3 separate regions of the Homo sapiens genome follow, and all the other regions are linked to region 2. Evidence: chromatin contacts called from ENCODE Hi-C or POLR2A ChIA-PET data. All regions are on one chromosome and are shown on one strand. The core of a region is the stretch at or near the end of the contact, and the rest is flanking DNA. Distances in the headings are between cores, read along the strand shown. Region 1 holds the start of YARS1 (tyrosyl-tRNA synthetase 1). Region 2 holds the start of PEF1-AS1 (PEF1 and COL16A1 antisense RNA 1). Region 3 holds the start of TRIM62 (tripartite motif containing 62).

Region 1 (4,044 bases), core at 1,204-3,703, 1.2 Mb after region 2:
CTGGTTTGAATCATGTTTTACCAGGACTTGTTAAACTCCTGTGCTCCAAGTCTTTTGGCAGCTGATCCCGCATGCTCAAGAGCACCCCTGACAACGTGGACACTTGGAGGGTTCTCACCATCCAAGAAGATGTCACATTACTTAGCCTTTAAAACCTGAGTGAGGCCGGGCACTGTGGCTCACTCTGTAATCCCAGCACTTTGGGACGCCGAATTTGGCGGATAACTTGAGGTCAGGAATTTGAGACCAGCCTGGCCAGCATGGTGAAACCCCGTCTCTACTAAAAATACAAAAATTAGCCCGGCGTGGTGGTGCACGTCTGTAATCCCAGCTACTCAGGAGGCTGAGGCAGGAGAATCACTTGAGCCCAGGAGGCAGAGGTTGCAGTGAGCTGAGATTGTGCCATTGCACTCCAGCCTGGCCGACAAGAGATAAACTCCGTTCCAGAAAAAAAATCCCCAAAACAAAAAACCCAATTGAGTCAATTCTAATAGTTTTGTGTATTTTTAGTCTCCAACCAGCACTATTTTATGGAGAGAGAATAGGAAACAAAGAATCTAGCTAGGGGAAGCGTGCAAAAACCTTTGGTTAAGACTAAGTTGTAAATGGAATAACCCAAATGTCCATCAACTGATGAACGGATAAACAAAATGTATATCCATACAACAGAGTATCATTCAACCATAAAAAGGAATGACGTTCTGCTAGGTGCAAATACATGCATGAACTTTGAAAACATTATGCTAAGTGCAAAAAGTCAGACACAACAAACATATTGTATGATTCTAGTTACAGGAAATGCCCAGAATACGCAAATACCTGGAGACAGAGAGTAGATTAGTGTTTCTCTAAGGCTAGGAGTAGTGGGTAATAGGTAGCGTCTGCTAACGGGTGCAAGTTTTATTAGATAGTGTGATGGTTGTGGCCGGGAGCCGTGGCTCACGCCTGTAATCCCAGCACTCTGGGAGGCCAAGGAGGGTGGATCACGAGGTCAGGAGATCGAGACCACCCTGGCTAACACGGTGAAACCCCGTCTCTACTAAAAATACAAAAAATTAGCCGGGCGTGGGGGCGGTCACCTGTAGTCCCAGCTACTCGGGAGGCTGAGGCAGGAGAATGGCGTGAACCTGGGAGGCGGAGGTTGCAATGAGCCGAGATTGGGCCACTGCACTCCAGCCTGGGCGACAGAGCGAGACTCCGCCTCAAAAAAAAAAAAAAAAAAAAAGATAGTGTGATGGTTGCACAACCTTGTGAACATACTAAAACCCACTGAATTGTGCACTTTAAAAGGGTGAATTTTATAGTATGTGAAGTACATCTCTAAAAAGAAAAAACAGAACAGGCTGTGTGGCCCAACTGATTTATCACTACTCTTAGAAGGAAGCCCAATTTAAAATTGAACAGAATAAGGCCTGCAAGGCTCCCGTGACTTGGTCCCTGCCTACCTCTCTTAAACAAATAAATAAAATGTATACTATGTAGAAACAATAACAAAAAAAAGGCAGAGCAAGGTATGGGGCAGTTCTGGTGCCAGAGGGTTTGTTATTTAAATAAAGTGGTCGGAAATCATGCGTCGCTGATAAGGTGACAACAGTCAGAAGCCTGAAAAAGTTAAGGGGTAAGCAATATAAATATTTAAGTGCTTCCTCATAACTTTGCTCACTCCACTCCAGCTAAATTTGCCACAATTTCTGTTTCCTCCATCTGAAATGCTCTCCCTCCTTATTCTTCCATTCTTCCTCTGGTTCACTTCTACTCCTGTAGTTCTTGGTAACAAACGGAACATTTGTGGAGTGAGGGGGGGGGATCCATTTCCTTCAAGGCGCAGTTTGGAGGTCACTTCCTCAGGGAAGCCTTCCCTTCTCTCTTTCCCTTTAAAGCTCCCAGTATAGCATCTTCCAGTACTTACTTGAACCGTAATGGGTCATTTTTAACGTCTGATCCCCTTCAGACAAGCTCTGGCAGGCCCTTGACGTATCCCCAGCGACTAAGCACCACGTCTGGCACTTAATAGGGGGGTGGAATGGGAGTCCTGGATTCAAAGTTTGGCTCCAACACAAGACAACTGGACGCAAGAGGTGAGCCCACTGTGATTTCTGGGGAACCCAGGGAAGGGCTGCTTGATTGACTGACCGACCAGCAGTGAGATCTACAGGCTCTCTCAGAGCTGCGCCAGCGCCGAGTCCCCGGCCCCACATACTTAGAACCCCGTAATGGGGCTCAAAATCACTGAACCTCGGGCTCCTAATCCCCAACGGCGCATTTCCAACCCCCAGGCCTGACCTGCAGGTTCCGGGTGATAAGGTGCAGTTTCTCTTCAGGGCTGGGAGCGTCCCCCATGGCTCCGCTACCCCTGCTTCCCCCGCTCAGCCCGGCACCAGAGCCCCTTCCTGGGTCACCGTCGCCGCCGCGTGCCGGGAACTGTCACGCGAGTCCAGCCAGGTTGCATCAGCTGGGCTCGGCGCTCCGCTTACTCGGCCTGGACCCCTCCGGCAGCGGCCGGAAAAAGTGAGGAGCAGCAGAGAGTCGAGCAGGTCGATGAGACGGGAAAAGGTGGAGCCAGTGGGCACGGTGGGCGGTGCGGAGGGCGGGGCTGAGGCGCCTGAGCGGGGCACAACCCTCCTAGAGGCGGGACGGTTTCCTGCCAATCACTGCTGGTTTGCCCTCCCCCTGGTGTTGGCCCGGCTGACTCGGGGTAGGGGAGGTCGGGGAGGGGGCGATAAAATGGCGCAGGGGGCGGAGTGAGGCGCAGTCGTTCGCCCAGGCTTTGGCCCGGCTTCCGGAGGTGAAGAGCGGGAGGGACGAGGGGGTCGGCGTTACCCGGCTTGGAGGGGGATGGGGGCGCCTGTTGCTTCTCCAGGGGGTTGCGCACGCCGTCCGCCCCTTGGAGGGATTGGGAGGCCCACGCCCTGCTGCGAGAAGGGCGCGTTCTAGCTCCTGAGGTGATGGCGAGGGAATGTCCCTGCCCCTCCACCTCCAAGTCGGCGGGCGACAGATGCCCCTCACCCCGCTGAGGAAAAGGGAAGCTCCCTGGTCGTCTTGAGAGTCGGGGAGCGCCGTCTGCAGTCCCCTGCCCAGTGGGGGTGGGGGCCGCCTCTGTCCCGGCCGGCTCGGCGGGAGGCTGTTGCTGGCGGGAAGATAGCCGCGGGCTTTTCTGCCGCGTCTCGCGGGTGGGGGCAGGAAGAGGACGACCCATTCCCTGGGGAGATCTGAGGACGGTGGTCCCCGGGAGAGGAGCGCACAGCACAGGCCTGCTGAGGGGCGGGTTTGCCCCTACTGGGGGAGGGGCGGGGAGAAAACTCTCGCTTCTCCCGCTTTCCGCCGGGAGGCGGGAATTCGCGGTGTCCCCGGGGGAGGGAGACGCAAAGGCCCTTCCTGGAAGGCGACACCGTCCCGGGCCGTTGCATTTGTGAGAGAGAGCCAAGGCAGTATCCTCCAAAGGTTGGGCCTGGGCCACCCTTTCTCCGGCTCCTCAAGGGCTGGAGGCGGCGTCACCAGTTACTTCCAGGGCAAGAGGGAAAGCAGTTATTACCTCAGTGGGCCCTGGAAAGGTCCTAGAAGTGGTTGAATTGCCCACGGCCTGCCCTAACCTGATCTCCGGTGTTTTGTGTATTTATTAGGGACTCCAAGCTCTACCAGACCTGCCTGAAGTGTTTTAAAGCACATTTTCTTTTTGAAAAGAAACCTGTTGCTGCAGCTTAGCGCATCTGTTCTCTGTGTCCATGTGGGAGGAGAATCCTGGCACCCTCATCTAGTGAAATGTTACCTAAAGCAAAGATTTGCAGCCCTGGGTTGTTTTTTCCGTCCTGCAGTGTTTTTAGTTACTTCGAAGGAATTTGCAAAACTGTTACAGATAATTTCAGTTCTTTTTGATTTTTTGTAAATGTTGTGCCTATTTTTTATGGAGTGATAAAGCCTGCTGAGTGCGTTTCGTGCTGTGTGCTTCACATGTATTGCATTTGGGAAAGGTTGGAAATCAAAGGCCAGGGGGAAGTCTTGTCCACTGGAAATAATCTCTGCTCTTGGCTGTACCTGTCAGACCCT
Region 2 (3,802 bases), core at 889-3,388:
GAGGCAGGTGGATCACCTGAGGTTAGGAGTTTGAGACCAGCCTGGCCAACATGGCGAAACCCCGTCTCTACTAAAAATACAAAAAATTAGCCAGGTGTGGTGGCGTGCGCCTGTAATTCCAGCTACTTGGGAGGCTGAGGCAGGAGAACTGCTTGAACCCGGGAGACGGAGGTTGCAGTGAGCCAAGATTGTGCCATTGCACTCCAGCCTGGGCGACAGAGCAAGACTCTGTCTTAAAAATAAACAAATAAATAAAAAATTTTTTTCAAAAAAGGGAAAACTGAGTCTCAGACTTTTGCAACAAACTTCTGCAAGGGAGTGACAAAGCAGGGATTTGAAATCAACTCTCTCTGGCCTCAAAAACTAAGCTCTTAAGCACTGAAATCCACCAAGCTCGTTCCCCCATAGGACCAAAGGGTGCTTGAATTTTACTACTCCAATACCCAGTCCCTGCTTGGGTACCCTGGACTGGAAGCAGTGGAAAATTACAGGAATTCTGACTCCTAACAATAGGCTGGAATCCTCCAAAGCTATGTAGTGGGTGGAGGGGAGGCAGCACTGACTGAGATGCTTTAAAACAACTCGTTTCCTTTCTTAGAACACCTGAGACCAGGAGGCGGACAAGGGTATGGTAGGAAAAAAAAACAACATTTCTTTTTCTATTCCAGACTCTTCTCTCTGTGCTCCTTTTCAGTATTTCACTCCAGGAATAGCCCAGGCAGCATGGCATCATGAGAGCAGTCACGGCAGCAAGAGCTGCCACCAGACACTGGCATGTACTAGGCACTAGCAACACGCCAGGCTCCCTGCATTTTAACCTCATTTTAGCCCTTTTCACAGGTATTATTTCTCCCTTTATACAGGTGAGGAAGCTGAGGCTCAGAGCCCTTAGTTTGTCCAGGGGTATATAACTATTAAGTAATACAGCTAGAATTCTAGCACAGTTCTCTCTAACCTGTCACTGCTTTTAGGATGCACACCAATTGTCCCTAATGCTTATTAGCATGTAGATTCCTGGGTACAGAACAGGTCTGAAGTGGGACCCAAAAGTGTGCTTTCTTAAACAAGCTCTCAGCTGATTCTGAGGCAGAAGACCAGCCACTGGGAAACAAGGCGCTATGAATGTTTTTTCAGCCTGTGTTCCTCAGAAATACTAGAGTCAAAAAAGTGACCAGACATCTGAAAAGAAAGCCGGGAGGCGGAGTTTCTATGGTTAGATATGTTTAAGAAATACTGCATATTATATTCCTTTCTGGATGATTTACAATGTACATTAGCAAATTAAGGATTCTGAAATAGCTTGTGGTCAATAAACTTATTCAGCTATACTTAAGAGTATTTCCAAAACTTTAGTTAACTACAGAATCCTCCTATATTAACAATATCTATTAAAACCTCCCAAGACTCAGCAAATGGAATGGACTTTAGGAAGCAACTGCTATGCTACACTTCCTAACTCCAGCCCGCACTGGCCTCTCTCTTTCCTACCTCTCTCTAAGGATGCAATAAGAGAAGTCCTAAGCTCTGGTCATGGCCTCACCCTCACTTACTACGTGTGACTTTTGGGAAGCCACTTAACCTCTTTGGGTTTGCTCCTCAGCAGTTAATTAGGGGTAATAATACCTGCATGCCGATAGGGACTTCATGATTAGGATAATGGAGGTCCAAACACTGTGTAACCCGCACAAGACTGCACTCCCTGGAAGGACTGTTACATCTTTTGGCCTGTGACTAAACTCAGTTGAGCACTGTGTAATATACCAATTGATCTTGTTTTCCCACATTTCGTTTATGGATTTCATCTCCTAAATAACTGTGTGATCGCAGCCCTCTGTGGGCTTCATTTCCTCCTCTGTAAAATGAGGGCTCTATTTTGAGGACCCTCCGGGCACTGGCCTTTTAGAAGTCTACTAAAAATCAAAATGCTAAAGGGCAACACATGTTACACCTCACTATGTACCAAACGCTTCGTAAGCATCACCTCCTGACTCTCCACAACAGCTTTATGAGGCAGATCCTATTATTCGGCCCTATTTTACAGGCGGAAACTTGGACTCAGAAAGGCAAAACAGCTTGCTCAAGGGCTCACAACTATTTAGGTGGTAGAGCTAAGATATGAACCTACCTCTGACACCAAAGTGCACTTCAACACCCTACTATCACCCAACAAAGAATTCTGGCCACAGAATCACCTTGCTGCGGTATTCCTGACTGAATCAAGATACGCTGGGGAAGAGGCATCTGAAGATAGCCCGGGTTCTGACCTCGGCCCTGCTGCCTAACTGCCTGGTGACTTCAGGTAAGTTCTGTGTCTTCTCGGGGTTCACTTTTCTACACGCGAAATGGCGGTGTTGAACTAAGTCAGTGGTCAAACCAGCTCACTTGTGGCGCCTGCTACAACCAGAGTTTCCTGATGACTCTGATGCAGTGTGGGGTGGGTCCGGAAGCCTGGATTTTTATCCGACGCCCCAAATGAGATCGGCGGAACCAGAACTCTAAACCTCCGGTCATGGCTGATGCCCCCGCCCAAGGCCCCCATGAGGGCCTTGGGAGGCTGTGGAGCCCAGGCCAGCGCCAGCCTGGACCTGTGGGGTCCAAGGTCCCCAAATCCTCGAGTGAGCGACGTCAAGGGGGCGCGACACGACCTCGCGAATGTGCGGTCCTTCATGACGTGAGCAGGGCGCGACCGACGGTCCCTTTTCGGTTCTCTACAGCGCAAGGCCTCGCTGAAGCGAACCCATCGTGGGAAGGGCGCGGAGAAAGCGGGGAGAAAGAGCAGGGGGACGTCGGGCCTGCGCCTGGCACCGCCGCTACCTGGATTCGCGGGCCCCTCACACACTCACCTGCCGGTAAGGATAGCTGGCCATGGTGATTCTGACGTCACACTCAGGCAAGGGGTGGGGCTTTCCGCTCTCAAACCCGCCCCTCGTCTCGGCTTTGGGGCTGGGCCCGCATCTGATTGGACGTCCGCGCCTGTCAATCTTGGGTGCTGTCGGCCGACGGAAGTGACGATGGGGGCGGTGGGCGGATGCCTACCCGAGAGACCAGGGGAGCTAAGTGATTGATGGAGCTTCCGGAAGTCTTGGCGGCTGTACCAGCGCTAATGTTCCTCCTTTTCCTGAGGTGGAGTGGGCCGAAGAGGTGGTCAGGTTGGGAAATTTAGTGAGAAGCCTGGGTGGGGTGTTGCTGCGGTAGCCATGTTATAACCTGGCAAATGGGACGCATGATAGTGACGTAATTGCTGGAGTAGCTCCTGAGTTTCCGCAGATGAGCCGCGGGAAAGGAGACGAGGGGCGGTGGCCAGGCGGTTGCCCTGACAACGGGGAACCGACCGACTCTTCCCGGTAGGGAGAGGCGATGGCGGAATTACTCCTCTAATGTCAAGGTACTGGGTACCAGTTAGTACCCTTGTAGTGGGATACAGATCTGTGGTCTTTGGAGAAAAAAACCCCAGATCATTAGAGTTGGAGGAAAATTGAATTATCTAGTGCCTCTTTCTTCATAAATGGGGAAACTGAGGTGCAGAGAGGCAGTTGCCTTGCCCTAGCTCACAGTGGGTCGCCTAGAACCGGGGTCAATGGATGTCCAGTTCTCAGCAGGGAGGTCTAGGTCGGTCCCCATCGTAGGTCAAATCCTGGTGACCGAGTGATCTCAGCACCATGTACTTGCCACTCAGTGGTTCCGTTTCTACACTTATTTGTGTGCTTATTTGATTTCTTTGTCAAGTTCTTTCATGTGGGCTAGGGTTTTGTCTGTTTTTGCTTGTCATTATAACTCCAGTACCTAGTATAGCGACTGACAC
Region 3 (3,680 bases), core at 1,078-3,577, 1.5 Mb after region 2:
GGAGAACTACGTGCTCGACTAGTATCCCAAAGCCAGGTACATGGGGCTGCTGGATTTAAGTGATTTAGCTTGAAAAAAGGATTCCAGGCCCAAGTAAGCTTGGGAACCATTTTATTAAACACAGTAAAATAGATTTATTTGCAACAAAATTTCTCTAAGCTTTTAATATGCAAATGCACACTGAAAATTCTCCAAGGGGGTGGGTATAAAAAATATACTATATTTCCCACACTTATTAATAGAGAGCATTTGGGGAAATGCAGTTCTAATGTTTTTGTTTGTTTGTTTGTTTGTTTGACCAGTGGAACTTGGAGAAGGCTTCACGGAGAGGATATTTGAGCAAGGCTCAATAAAAGTTGAGTAGGAGTTTGTCAGTGAAGACAGGAAGTCTTAAGGGAGACCGATTAGAGTTCTATGCCAACTATGCTCAGGTCACTCTGCATGTACCGTTTCACTTAGTCTTCAAAAGTCCTGATGTGGGGGACAGAGCCAAAGAGGTCATCAAAAACCTCTAGAGACTCCTAGAGGTCTAGCCCCTCCCTTCTTGAATCACCTTACATCTGGGCCTTATTCTCCAAATCTTTACCTTTAAGTCCTGGCCCCACTCAACCTGGCCTCTACTCTGGCTTAAATCTAAACTTGTTGTAGAGTATCCGGACCTGATCTCAGTCTTAACCCCTCATACACCTTGGCCTAACCCTCGGTACTCAAACCTGCCCTCTCAGCACTTTGGCACCCTAACTTATACCACTCTATTAGGTTTCACCCTCACCTGTCCAGCACATTCTAGCCCCCGTACTCCTCTTAGTCCTGATGCACATCTGATCCGGTCTCCGCCCCCACAGAACCCCCAGCCTGCCAGAGCTCAGCTACCCGGTTTAATACAGACCCATCCTCGCGACCTCGCCCTCAGTCTGACAGTGGCCCTGCCTTTGCCCAACTCTGATTCCGGTTCGTCCACAACCCTGCCCCAGCCCAGTATCTGGTCCAGTTCTGATCTCACTTGTTTCCGCCATCCCATCCGCATCCCCGACTTCTCCCTAACCGCGGACCAGCCGGTACTCCAGGTCTGTCTCAGATCCCTCAGGGTCCGGACTGCCCAAGGCCCCGCCCCCACGGCCCCGCCATGCGGCGGCCCCGCCCCTCCCTGCCCCGCGTTACTCCTGATAGGGCCCTGACCTTGCTGGCGGCCCCGCCCCAGGACCATTCTGACTGGGCCTGGCCCGCGGTCCAGCCCTGACCCCACCCCCCGCCCGGCCCCACCTCCAGCCCGGCCCCGCCCCTTCCCCAGGCAGGCCGGGTAGCGCACCTGCAGCTCGTCGAAGGCGTCGTCGATGCCGGTGACCTGATGCTGCTCGTGCAGTGCAGGCTCGTCGCAGAAGAAGCAGAGAAGCGCGCGGTCCGTGAGGCAGAAGAGCTTGACCTTGTCGTGCGCCTGGCAGGGTCGCGCGGCGCGGCGCGCGTTGAGGATGGCGTCCAGCGGGAAGGAGCTGTAGCGCTCCACGATGTTGGCCAGCTTGAGGCTGGGCGCCAGCGCGGGCTCGGCGAACGTGCGCCGGCACTCGGGGCAGTCGCGGGCGCCCTGCGCCTCCTGCCGCACCCAGTGCTCCGTGATGCAGCGGCGGCAGAAGTAATGCTCGCAGCCCAGGCTCACCGGGTCCTGGTAGATGCTCAGGCAGATGGAGCACAGCAGCTCGTCCTTGAGGCTGCACGCCATGGCGCCAGGGGCAGCAGAGAGGGGGGCCCGAGGGGCAGGGGGGCGGCTGAGAGAGCGCGGCGCTGTCGGAGGCAGCACCGAGGGCTGGGCGCGGGGACGAGGCCCGCACAGGCAGGGGTAGGAGCTACCGGAGAAGGGAGGGGGTGCTGTCCGGAAGGAGGGTAACGCGAGGAAGGGGTGCGCGGCTGAGACTCCGTGGGACGCCAGCCCGGGAGGGCAGTCTAGAGGTAGTGGGCAGCTCAAGGCGATGGGCGCTGGGAGGAGGCTGTGAGCGGCTGAGGGACGGAGATCCTGACGGGGAGGTTCTAGGGGGCGGGGCAGTCCTAAGGGATAGGAGCTGGGAGAAGGGGATCCCGGAGCGGGGTGGAGCCCTTAAGGGGGTCGAAATCCCGGGGTGGGGGCGGTGCGGGGAGGGCGAGAAGCTGGGGATGGGGAATCCTGGGGGAGGGGGCAGCCAGGCCGAGCCGTACATTGGCTGTGACCGGCAGAGAAGAGGAGGGGTGCCGGCCCGCTCAGCTGCCGGATCCCGGCCCCAAACCCTGGCCCAGCGCGACCCCTTACCCCCGCGAGCTTAGCAGCCACCGCTTCGGTCCAGCGCAGCCTCTCAACCCGGAACCAGCCGAATCCGAGCTGCCGGTGGCCGCGGCTGCCTCCCCGCCCCCGTGGGCGGGACCCAAGCAACTCCGCCCCCGCAGCGGGCGGGGGAGGGGCGGGGCCACCAGCCGGTTGACCCCGCCCCACCCCCACCATCCTCCAGCTCCCAGGGAAGCGAAGCCCAGCTGTTCCTTCGGGGTGTGTACTTGGAACTGCATCCAGGTCTCGCTTAGGGTCCCCGCGGCGAGGCGGAGCAGCTAATTTGAGAGCACAACAAATAAACAAGGAGCATCTTTCTGGATCATCGATTTGAAGATGTAGAAAAAATCATATTTTGTATTAAAACGAACAAGAATATATTTGGAATACAACTTCTGCATAAAATATAAAGATAAAACTCTTGAAATGCCCTGCTTGCTTAGAGCGAGTTCAAGGCCCTCACACTCCTAAGCCCTGGGGTCCCATTTCCTCTTCACTTTCTTAAGGAGTGCTTGGGGAGAAGTTTGGAAAGCCCTGGCTAACATCTGGCCCCGGAGGCTGCCTCCATTGGCAAACAATTCTGGAGTGCTGTATTTGTGTGTGTGTGTGTGTGTGTGTGTGTGTGTGTGTAAGGCGGTGAGGGGTGGAGCAGGAGAGAGGGAGAAAAAGTAATAGGAGAACTTGTCTTGTGTGCCAGATGGAGAGGGGATAAGGGATTTCTAGGCAGAGGAGACAGCCTGTGCAAAAGCATAGAGGCGTGAAAGGGGAGGGCGCAGTGAAGGAAGTGCTAGTAATTCTGTACTGTTGGGGGTGGGGTGGAGAAGGAGCCTGGGTGGGCTGGAGGGCATTGTGGGTCATGGTAAAGAATTTCTTGAAGGCATGGGGCTTTCAGGCAAGGGAATGACCTGGTCCGATTGGGTTTCAGGAAGTCTTGGAGATAATCATTATACCATCTGCAAGGTGAAGAAGACAGGGAGCTTTTCCAATGTGTCTGCGGATGCACAGCACTCAGCACACAGTAAAGGTGTGTAGCTGAATAACCGCATCAACGCCCTGGGTTGCAGGAGGAAGGAAAGACTGGGCACCCCTAAGGTGCTGTTGTCATCGTGCCTGCAGGAGGTGAGACCCGAACTGGGGCCTCAGCAGTGGGTAAGGAGAGAAGACTAGGGTATTGCAAGTACAGACACGGTGACATTTGGTGATGGTTGGATACGGGGGTGAGGGAAATGAGCCATAGAGGGTGGCTACCAGTTTCTGCCTCCTCCAGAAATATCTTCATTGGTGTTAAACTTTATTGAGGTACAGTTTATGAAAAAGCTCTCAGTTTAGTTCTCTATGGTTAACACTTTCTCCATCACACCCTCATCTGGCCCAGAATCTCCATCATTGC

The links. A loop is a pair of places that touch in the nucleus more often than their neighbours do. ChIA-PET counts read pairs that join two places held with the same protein, here RNA polymerase II (POLR2A). Pooled maps may share reads with other maps.
Region 1: a map of CD4-positive, alpha-beta T cell shows a loop between it and region 2 (8-fold over the local background). The contact joins the promoter of YARS1 here to the promoter of PEF1-AS1 in region 2. A Hi-C loop is called at or near these places in 3 of 168 maps with a recorded cell type or tissue (B cell, CD4-positive, alpha-beta T cell and naive thymus-derived CD4-positive, alpha-beta T cell) and 11 of 50 pooled maps.
Region 3: a map of CD4-positive, alpha-beta T cell shows a loop between it and region 2 (4-fold over the local background). The contact joins the promoter of TRIM62 here to the promoter of PEF1-AS1 in region 2. A Hi-C loop is called at or near these places in 1 of 168 maps with a recorded cell type or tissue (CD4-positive, alpha-beta T cell) and 8 of 50 pooled maps. POLR2A ChIA-PET finds 5 or more read pairs at or near these places in 1 of 52 experiments (CD4-positive, alpha-beta T cell).

What each region holds. Positions count from the first base shown.
Region 1 is chr1:32,814,905-32,818,948 of GRCh38, forward strand. It overlaps YARS1 (tyrosyl-tRNA synthetase 1), which reads right to left and starts at 2,454. Exons shown (of 13, transcript NM_003680.4): 1 at 2,284-2,454. The coding sequence starts at 2,340. It overlaps S100PBP (S100P binding protein), which reads left to right and starts at 2,749. Exons shown (of 7, transcript NM_022753.4): 1 at 2,749-2,785. RefSeq lists enhancers at 1,566-2,067, 2,068-2,567, 2,316-2,625, 2,993-3,162, 3,596-3,705.
Region 2 is chr1:31,641,998-31,645,799 of GRCh38, forward strand. It overlaps PEF1-AS1 (PEF1 and COL16A1 antisense RNA 1), which reads left to right and starts at 2,139. Exons shown (of 6, transcript NR_184313.1): 1 at 2,139-2,299; 2 at 2,715-2,849. It overlaps PEF1 (penta-EF-hand domain containing 1), which reads right to left and starts at 2,879. Exons shown (of 5, transcript NM_012392.4): 1 at 2,844-2,879. The coding sequence starts at 2,867. RefSeq lists enhancers at 2,609-3,379, 2,699-2,768, 3,009-3,348.
Region 3 is chr1:33,179,716-33,183,395 of GRCh38, forward strand. TRIM62 (tripartite motif containing 62) reads right to left here and starts at 2,328. Exons shown (of 5, transcript NM_018207.3): 1 at 1,310-2,328. The coding sequence starts at 1,717. It also overlaps a transcript of ZNF362 not described here. RefSeq lists an enhancer at 851-1,020 and silencers at 1,103-1,302, 1,893-1,962, 2,193-2,502.